2 separate regions of the Homo sapiens genome follow, and region 1 is linked to region 2. Evidence: chromatin contacts called from ENCODE Hi-C data. All regions are on one chromosome and are shown on one strand. The core of a region is the stretch at or near the end of the contact, and the rest is flanking DNA. Distances in the headings are between cores, read along the strand shown. Region 1 overlaps ATP2B2 (ATPase plasma membrane Ca2+ transporting 2). Region 2 overlaps ATP2B2 (ATPase plasma membrane Ca2+ transporting 2).

Region 1 (4,431 bases), core at 883-3,382, 110 kb before region 2:
ATAAAACACTCAGTAAATATACAACAACAAAAATTGTTAGCATGAAGAAAATCTCAGCTCAACCTAAAAAGCTTTGTGACCACCAGCATTGACACAGACTATCCTGGACAAAGAGAGTGAACTCCCTGTCAAGGGGGGCATGCAAACACAAGCAGGGCTTAACAGAGATGCTGTAAAGGGCTTAGGCATCACAGGGATGTTGACCTTTGAGGTCCCTCCTGATCTCTGGATTCAAGCAGGTTTGGGGAGTCAGGGCCTCTTCTGAGCTTTGTAAACACTGTTCCCTTTTGGTGGCCTCTGTTCTAGAAGTGTCTCTTCTTCCTGCGGTACCATCACAGTAAAGGACCTGGTGGTTAGGGACCAACTCAGTGCAGGCCTGGTGCCATCAGGATCTGGGTCAGCCACTAGAGATGCACACACCTGCACACGCCCCCCAACCTAGCACCCATTTCGTAGCAGGCCCAAACCTGGAGAAAGAAACAGAGGTGGCAGCTCCGGCCTTGTCAGTCCCTTATAACAAGGAGTCAGAAGTAGTGAAGACCTGATTTGAATGTTACAAAGCAGGAGGTCTCAGGACAAAAATATCTACAGGGGCAGGGAGTAAGTATGGTGGGCTGGAGAAAGATCCTTTGACTTGAAGATTTGAACCTAGGTTCCAACCACATCTTAAACCCAAAACCTAAACTCTCCTAGATCATGTCTCACAGAGGACAGATCCTAGAGGCAGCATGACATGAGGCCTGGGATTCAGGAGAATTTTGAAATGCAGAAGGATGGTACTGGAGGAGCTGGGGCTGTGCCCCACTGGGAAAGAGGGAAGCAAACAGCACCTCCCACTCTTTCTCTGCCAAGTTGCCTGTCATCAGACCCAGGGCTTCAGAGAAAGAAGGCAACTGCAAGGCTGAGAAAGCAGAAGGGAGCAGAGCTTGGCAGGGCCATTGCTGATTGCTGGGGACAAGGAGAGGCTGCTGGACATGAATACCTCCAGAGTCTGAGGTTTGGGGTCTCCTGGAGCCTTGAAAGCACTTTGGCACTTGAACTCTTAAACGTTCTGGCTGAGGGATCTGGGCAGGACTTGAACCTACTTGAGAAGCTGAAGGAGTCACACCAGGGCTCAGGGGAGAGGAGGCTTGGGGCTGGTTCTTGGCAAGTCATGAGGACAGGGTATCTTCAAGGTATCCCTTAGGCCTCCCCAGAGCAGCCCAAGATTGGAGAAGGGCCTGGCACTCAGGGAAAATTTGGCCCAAGGATGAAGGTGGGACACATTCCTGGAGCATCCATCCCTGGGGTAGAGGTGGGTGGCAGGCTTAGGAAGGTGAGTCCTCTGACTGGCCTTGGGCCTGAGCCCAGCTCTGCCAGCACCTGCTCCATGGCCTTGCACCAGAGCCTTCCACCTGAGGGCCTCCATTTCCCCATCTAGAAATCACTGTCATCCCAGTTTCTAGTTTCTCTCGCTGGCTAGGCTCTGGGCTGAGCCCTGTGCCCTGCATTAACTCACATTTTCCTCCCAACAACCCTGGGAGGGAGGGGCTGTGATTGTCTCCATTTCAGAGAAGTGACAACTAAGGCCAGAGAACGACTTAAGTGGTTTCCATGGAAGGTAGAGGCTTCTGGGGATGGAGGAAGTTCCCAGGAGGAGACTGCACTGGGGGTTGCAGATCTAGGGACCCTGAGATGGATAAGGTGGTAACAGGCAGAGAAGAGAGGAGAGGGCATTCCAGATAGCAATCTTGGTCATGCTATGGTGTGGAGCTAGGGCTGCTGTGGGGGCCATAGACTGTGGGAATGGAGGGAGCCAAGCTATACCCTGCCGTGTCCTGGCTTGCTTTTATTTGGGGGGCTTGGAGCCTCAGCATCAAACCCTTGGCTCTGTGCAGCTTCATCAAGGCTAGGGTCCCCTGGGCCTGTGTCCCCTGGGAGGCTGCATTCGCATCTGTCCCCGCGCAGATGGCTGGTGAGCACAGCTAGCAGCCCCCACCCCCACCCGCACCCCCTTCTGTCGCGAGGACTCGGCTGCGCTGGGGAGTGTGGTGCGGCATTATTTTTAGAAGTGGCACCATCTGTTCAAGGTGCCGGGTGGATTCTGTTCGTCTCCGCAGTGGCCAGGGACAGACATGCCAAGTCAGGGGAAGAGCTACAGAGCTAGTCAGGCCCCCCCATGGTCACACTTCAGCCAGGATGGTCACTAATCAGCATGCGCACAGGGCATGGGGTTCCAGGGTCTGGGGTCTGGGGTCTGGGGCTTGGGGCTGCCAGTGGGGCAGCTCTGGGGCCAGGAGAGCGGACGCAGAGGATGAGTTTGAGGTAGGCAGCGGCATGTGCCCCCCCACACCCCACCTGGTCCCTGGGACTGGGCCCAAGGGCTGCCTCCTGGCAGATCAGAGTGTCCTGGCCCTGACCTCCAGGTTTCAGGGACGAATGGAGAATAGGCAAAGGAGAAAAGTACAAAGGCTGGACCATAAGGATCCTCAGTGGGACCCAGCACTGGGTGTGGCAGAAGACACCGGCCTGGCCAGAGTAGCCCAGAGGACTAGGACATCTCCCCACTCCTGACCCACATGCTGCAGTGTGTTCCACTGCCTGAGGGGCCACTGTGTAACACTGTGATCCAGAGCAGGGGCTCTGAAAGCAGCCTGCCTGGGCTCCAATCCAACAATTACGTGACCCCGCGCAATCTCTTTAACCTTGCAAAGCCTCCATTTGCTCATCTGTGAAAGGGGATACCAATAGAAGCTCCTTCCTGGGGTTCATATGTGGATTTGCTGGTTTGATGCCTATAAAGTGTGGCACGTGTCCGGCCCTCAGCAAGAATGCATTTGGCATAAGTTATTCCTACCATCTGGTTGGCCAGTTTCTGCTTTGAAAGGCAGGTGTCACCCTAATATTCCTCGCTTCCCATGTCATTCCATAGTCCAACTGCTTTCTCGGTCATGGAACCAGACCTGGTGGAGGCCTGTTCTGTGCTGGGGACTGGAGAGGCCCTGTTCCTGGGGAGCTCAGGGCCTAGTTGGGGAGGCAAGCTGGCAAAACCCACCCCAAGGCAGTGGGTGGAGGGTCAAAGTATGGATTTAAGGAGTGAGCCACACGCGACGGGCTGGCAGAGGGAAGAGAGTTGGAATTTGGAGCAGAGGAATTGGAGAGAACTTCACAGAGAAGTTGGCATGAGGACTAGATCTTGGAGAGTGAGGTTTGGATTAATGGAAAAGCAGGTGGTAGACCATTCTGGATCCAAGGAACATATATGCAAAAGTTGGAAGGCAGGAACTTGCATTAGTTGTTCAGAAAATGGCAAGGACCATAAGGTCCCTCAGTGGGACCCAACACTGGGTGTTAACTTAGACAAGACCCCAGAGAGGCCAACTCGGACCCCAAGGAGGCCAGCTCAGACCCCAGAGAGGCCAGCTCAGAGCCAATCAGGTGGGATGTGGGAAGCTGTAGTCACGAATATGTTTTCTTAAATAGGCACTGGTAGCCAGTGAAAATTTTTAATCCAGAGACAGCCATGCTCAAATCCAAAAGGCAGCATAATGTGGCAGCTTCAGAGTCAGAAAAGCCCAGTTCTACTCCCAGATCTGCCACTCCTCATTAGCTGTGTGAGCTTGAGCGTAATGTTATTTTACCTCTCTGAGCCTCAGTCTCCTCATCTGTAAAATATGCATAATAATACCTACCTCATGGGGTTGTTGAGGGATAAGGTATGAGCAGAGCCTCACACAGCCTCTGACATGCAGAAGCCACTCTAAATGGCAGTCACTGTCAGCTTCACTCTGTGGTCACTGAAGGAGGATGTAAGGCTAGAGAGCCAGGGGGCTGAGGGGCTGTGGATGAACCTAAACCAGAGTTGGGAGCCTGGGGAGGGGAGGAAGAGGAGTTAGGCTGAGCCTTTATGCTGATGCTTCCTGGGTCTGGTCACCGGACTGGACATGAGGGAAGGATTAGAGTCAAGAGTGGCCCAGATAGTGCTGTGGATGCCCTTAGTAACACAAGGGTCACAAAAGAATGAGGAGACTTAGGAGAGCCTGAGGGCCTGGAGGACCTTTGGAGGGGACATTTGGCAACCACAAGAAGGTCGGTTCTGGAGCTTGGGAGAAAGGCCGTGGTGGAAAGGTCGGTCTGGGAACCACCCATGTTAGGGTGAAAGTTGATGCCAGATGGGTGTCATTGCCCAGGGAGAGGCAAGGCATTAAGAGGGCAGGACCATGGGGAAACCTACAGTTACCCCAAAACAGAGAAGCCATGGAGGCCTGGGCAGACATGGTCAGAGAAGCACAGGAGAGTGGGAAGAAGGAAGGGAGGTGCCATCAGCCGTGGGCAGGGACGTGAAGACTGAAAAGGGCCCTGGAGTTTGCCAGTGGGGGTCCTCACCAGAAGCCACCCAAGGGCCTAGCCTACCAGGAGGTGGCATTTGGATGGTTAGGGCCAGGGAGTTGG
Region 2 (4,447 bases), core at 1,832-4,331:
CGGCCGGAAAGGACAAGTAGTTCTAAGTCAAGAGGATGAGCAGACGAGGACAAGGATGAGAGCTCCCCATGCCCAGGGCCTGAGGGGGCAGAGCTGGGTTCCTGGCATTTTCTGTTGACAGCATGGTCATCCAGAGAAGTTAGCTGCAGGCACAGACTCTGGGAAAGGGGGGCCTGGAGCCAACCCCCAACCCCGACTTTGCCGCTAACGAGCCACTTCCCTCTCTGAGCCTCAGTGTTCTCAGCTATGAAATGGGAGGTCAGCCCAGGTGCCCCTTGGGTCCCTCCCAAGCTCTGACGTCCCCAGAGAGAGCGATAGTTGACTGGAAGACTTACCCTCCCATCTTCCCTCACTTCCTTCAGTCAGGGCATCCACATGGGCCACGCTCTCTCCTGTTGGCTCACCCCTGGGATGTCTATATAGGAGTCATAAACTGTCTCACAGCAGCAACTTACTCAAGTGACACAGCAGACTCAAGGGACATGGGTTCTAATTCTGCCCCTGCCACTCCCTCACAGATGGCCTCAGTTTCCCCACTTGAAAACTGAGAGAATCAGACTGTCCAGCATTCACAGTGAGGGACACAGCAGGGTTACAGGTGACACCACGTGCAAGCATAAGAGCTCAGACGTGTTGATTCAGCACCTCCGAGTGGGGCGGGATGGATGCAGGACCCAAGGAGACGGGTGGGTATGGCTTTGTTTATTTGTTTGTTTTTTAGGTAGGTCATTCCTGCCCCCTCTAGCCCCCTGGTTCCCACCTCAGAGGTAACCACTATCCCCAGATTTTAGGGGCGACCTTCAGGGAACGTGTGTGCTTATGGTGGCCGTGTTTTTGTCAAGCACCCCAGAGCTCTGTCCTCCTGGACTCGTCCCTTTATGCAGAATTATTTGTCACCCTCTGTAAATCTCACAGGTGAACTCCCTTCCTGGTGCCTCCAGCCTAGGAGGCTCAGCCAGAGGGAAAACCTCAGCCCGGGCCATCTCTAGGGTCCTGCAGACACATTAAGATTCATTTTGCAACTGCAAGAAAACAATCTTTACCTCCCTCGGTTTCCCTGGCTGTCAAGGGGTTGAATCTCCACATTGCCTTCCTCCCACGAGAAGCCCAAAGGGTAGAACAGATCAAGACACCCTTGCCAGAGCACCCCACTGCCAGCCCTTACAGTGGGTACATTTTCCAAGGCTGATTGAAGTCAGTGCTGATAAAGCCATCAGGAGAGCAGCGGTCTGGGATTTGCCGGGTTATCCGGGGGTGTTTGAAGCCCTCGGAGTCACAGACAACGGCTGTCACCAGAAACAACAGATGTTTAAAAGCCTTTATTTAATGAAAACAGGAAGCACCCATTTCCTGGCTGCTTTCCCTCAGTGAGAAATATCTAGGATAATTTTAGCGAGAGAAGTCATTTTTTCCCAAACTTATTTATTTATTTTTAATTTCACAGTAATTTTATCGATGTGGGAAGCATATTTCAACTGGATCGATGCCTCTGGGGTTTGAGTCGTAATCATCTCCGGATCCTCAGTGTCCAGAGCAGTTAGATGCGCCAGAGCTGTTTGTCCAATAAGTAAATGAGTGAGCAACAAAATTAAGTCCTGAGAGCAGCTTAAGAAAACATCCTGTTGGGGTGCAGGAATCAGGAATGGCTTCAGGAATAGAGAGCATTTCATTTATAAGATGGGAAAGACTTGACACACAGAGGCTAAGGGAGGAAGGGCATTCCAGGCAGAGGGGACAGAATGAGCAGGGCAAGAAGGCAGGAAGGGATGCAGAGTGGCTGGGGCCTCGTGAATGCCCTGTTGCATTTATGAGAGAAAAGGGAATTGGAAAAGGTGTGCACGTGCCCATCCTGTGCGTGGGCTCTGTGTGCCCTGTCATAGAGTTCCTCCCAGCCTTGCTGAAGGGTGGATACTATTGTACCCATTTTACAGATGAGGAAACCAGGGCTCATGTGAGACCCTAGAGCAGAGCCCAGCCCAGCCCGTTGGTCCCCAAGCCCTCTCTCCACTGCACAGAAGAAAGTATAGGGTCCGTAAAAATTAGCTTCATTTTTCTCATGAAGCCAGCTTGCTTGGAGAGGCCCAGAAGATGGCTGATTTTGGCTCTGGGAGACAGTCTTGAAAGTGAGAGTATTTCTAAAACGCAGCACCAATCACCTCATTCCTGGCTCAGAACTTCCCACAGTTCCCAGTGCCTGAAGGAGCATATCCCTGGTCCAGAACCTTCTGCCCCTCTCCAAATTCATGGTCTCCAGTCCCTACCCCACATCTTCCCTCAGCCCCTCCAGATCACCTGCAGCGTGGCCCTCAGGCCCGTTCATACCTCAGGCCTTCTCTGCCAGTGCAGAGTGGACAGTTCCCTGCGGCCAGGACTAATCTGTGTTCATCTGTGTAGCCTCAGCCCTGGCACAATGCCAGGAACCAGAGCCTCAGTTGGCAGCTCAAACATCCCCTCCCCCAGGAAGTCCTCCTTGATTTCTCCTCCCCACCCACTTTCTTCTAAAGCAACAGTGCCCTCTGTGCTCCTTCAGTAGCACAAAGGGCACTGAAGCAGCACAAAACCCCCTTATACTCAGCAGCACAAAACCCCCTTCTGTGTTCCCAGAGTCTTTTGTATAGACCTGTGCCAAAGACCCTGCCTCCAAACAGAGTACAGGTCTGACACAGGGTGATGCTCTGCTATCTGAAAAAAGAAAGGTTGTGTTAAAAAATCAGCTAGACTTGTTCCACAGTGGAGCAGTGGGCATTAGAGGGAGGGAGCACCCTGTCATCGGGTGTGCAAGCAGAGGCTGACCAGCCCATCTGTTGAGGACACCTGGGAACGGATCTAGGGAATGGGCAGAGGGTCAAAGTCAATGACCCAAAACCCTTTCCAACTCCAAGTCCTCCAGCGTCTTTGAAACCAAGAACCTAAATTCCTCCTTTTGGAGGCAGGAGCCAGATAAGGTGTGCGTTCCCAGGAAACAGCAGCTCTTTGCTGTTCTCAGGGGCAGGAGACAGCAGGGGGCCACAGCCCAGTTTACAGCCATCATGAGGATGTTAGTAAGTTATATAAACAAGATCTTGGACATTCCACATTCCCACTCCCTCCAGCCCTGTAAGAATGAGGTCACGTTTGCTTATGTGATTAGCCGCTGTGGCACGAGGCAGGGGCCTTGCTCACGTGGCCCCCAAACCCCGAGTGGGCACTGGAAGGCTTCTCCCCAGGCCCTGGAAGTAAGCCCCAGAGGAGGCTGGTGGTCAGCTGGCCCTGCTCTAACCCTTCAACAACGGGGAGATCACTACCTGCCACCACAGAGCCGGTCTCTTAGACAACTCCAGTAGCTAGAGAGGCCTCCTTACTGGGACCCTGCCCCTCTAGAGCATCCGTTCCTCACGCCACAAGACAGCCACGCTCAGAACTGCGGGTTTCCTCTTGAAGGCATCAGGGTGGAACCCCTGAAAGAGAGCAGCCCCACAGGCTGACACTCAGGCAGGTCACTGGTGGCCAGGGTAAGGAAAGAGGGGCCAGGCAGTGCCCTCTGCACAGGGTACACAGGGAGGGTAGTGCCCTCCCCATGGCCCCTGCCCTCCTGCCCAGAGGCAGGCTGGGCAATGACCCAGCTTGAGACGATGGTGGTGGGGGCTGAAGGAGTGGCAGGTGCTGTGAATGGGGTGGATACAGGCGAGATAGTCAAGGCCGATTCCTTGTTTTTACCATTGCTGAAGGCAGAAAGGAGACCCCAGGCAGGAGCTGTCCCAGTCAGGCTTGGCCCCACCTTCTAACTCTTTGTACTAGTTTTCTAGGGCTGCCGTATCAAAGTCACACAAACTGAGTGGCTCAAGAGCAGTTTGCTGTCTCACAGTCCTGAAGGCTGTACATCTGTTTGAGACCAAGGTGTCAGCAGGGCTGGCTCTTTCCAGTGACGATAGGGAGGAGCTGTCTCTGCCTCTCTCTCAGCTTCCAGTGGCTTGCTGGCCACCTTTGGCCTCCTTGGAGTGTAGAAGCAGCACCCCGATTTCTGCATGGCATCTCCTTTGCATATCTTTGTGTCGAAATTTCCTCTTTATAAGGACACCATTCCTGTTGGATTAGGGCTTACCGTGATGCGCTCATTTTAGCTGGATTTACCACTATAATGACCCTATCTCTAAGCAAGGTCACATACACAGGTACTGGGGCTTAGGGCTCCAGTCTGTCTTTTGGGGGGAATACAACTCAATCCATAGTCTTCCAACTCCCTCAGCAGTGGCTTGGCAGGTGGATGCTGGAGTGCGCTCCTGGTCACTGTGGGGTGTGCAGGGAGGGAACGTCAGACTGAGCCCTTCCAGGCTGGAGATTCTAACAGGCTGTGGTCCTCCCAAACAACTGGATTTCCTGCCCTTGACATGTTCTCTCCCACTGAAAGACGTTCTGCAGCAAATATTATTTTATTATTTGTCACTGCCCTCGGGTAAGAATCACTCGT

The links. A loop is a pair of places that touch in the nucleus more often than their neighbours do. Pooled maps may share reads with other maps.
Region 1: a map of OCI-LY7 shows a loop between it and region 2 (2.9-fold over the local background). The contact joins two enhancer-like sites. A Hi-C loop is called at or near these places in 3 of 168 maps with a recorded cell type or tissue (B cell, G401 and OCI-LY7), 5 of 37 single-sample maps with no recorded cell type and 5 of 50 pooled maps.

What each region holds. Positions count from the first base shown.
Region 1 is chr3:10,461,817-10,466,247 of GRCh38, reverse strand. All of the region lies in intron 1 of ATP2B2 (ATPase plasma membrane Ca2+ transporting 2), which reads left to right. Among named protein-coding and RNA genes, the nearest start is that of ATP2B2, 42 kb to the left of the region's middle. Within about 2 kb of position 2,132, at least 2 of the 41 ENCODE cell types and tissues checked have a DNase peak (open chromatin) inside an H3K27ac peak, as active enhancers do.
Region 2 is chr3:10,351,350-10,355,796 of GRCh38, reverse strand. All of the region lies in intron 14 of ATP2B2 (ATPase plasma membrane Ca2+ transporting 2), which reads left to right. Among named protein-coding and RNA genes, the nearest start is that of MIR378B, 23 kb to the right of the region's middle. RefSeq lists a silencer at 3,248-3,421. Within about 2 kb of position 3,081, at least 2 of the 41 ENCODE cell types and tissues checked have a DNase peak (open chromatin) inside an H3K27ac peak, as active enhancers do.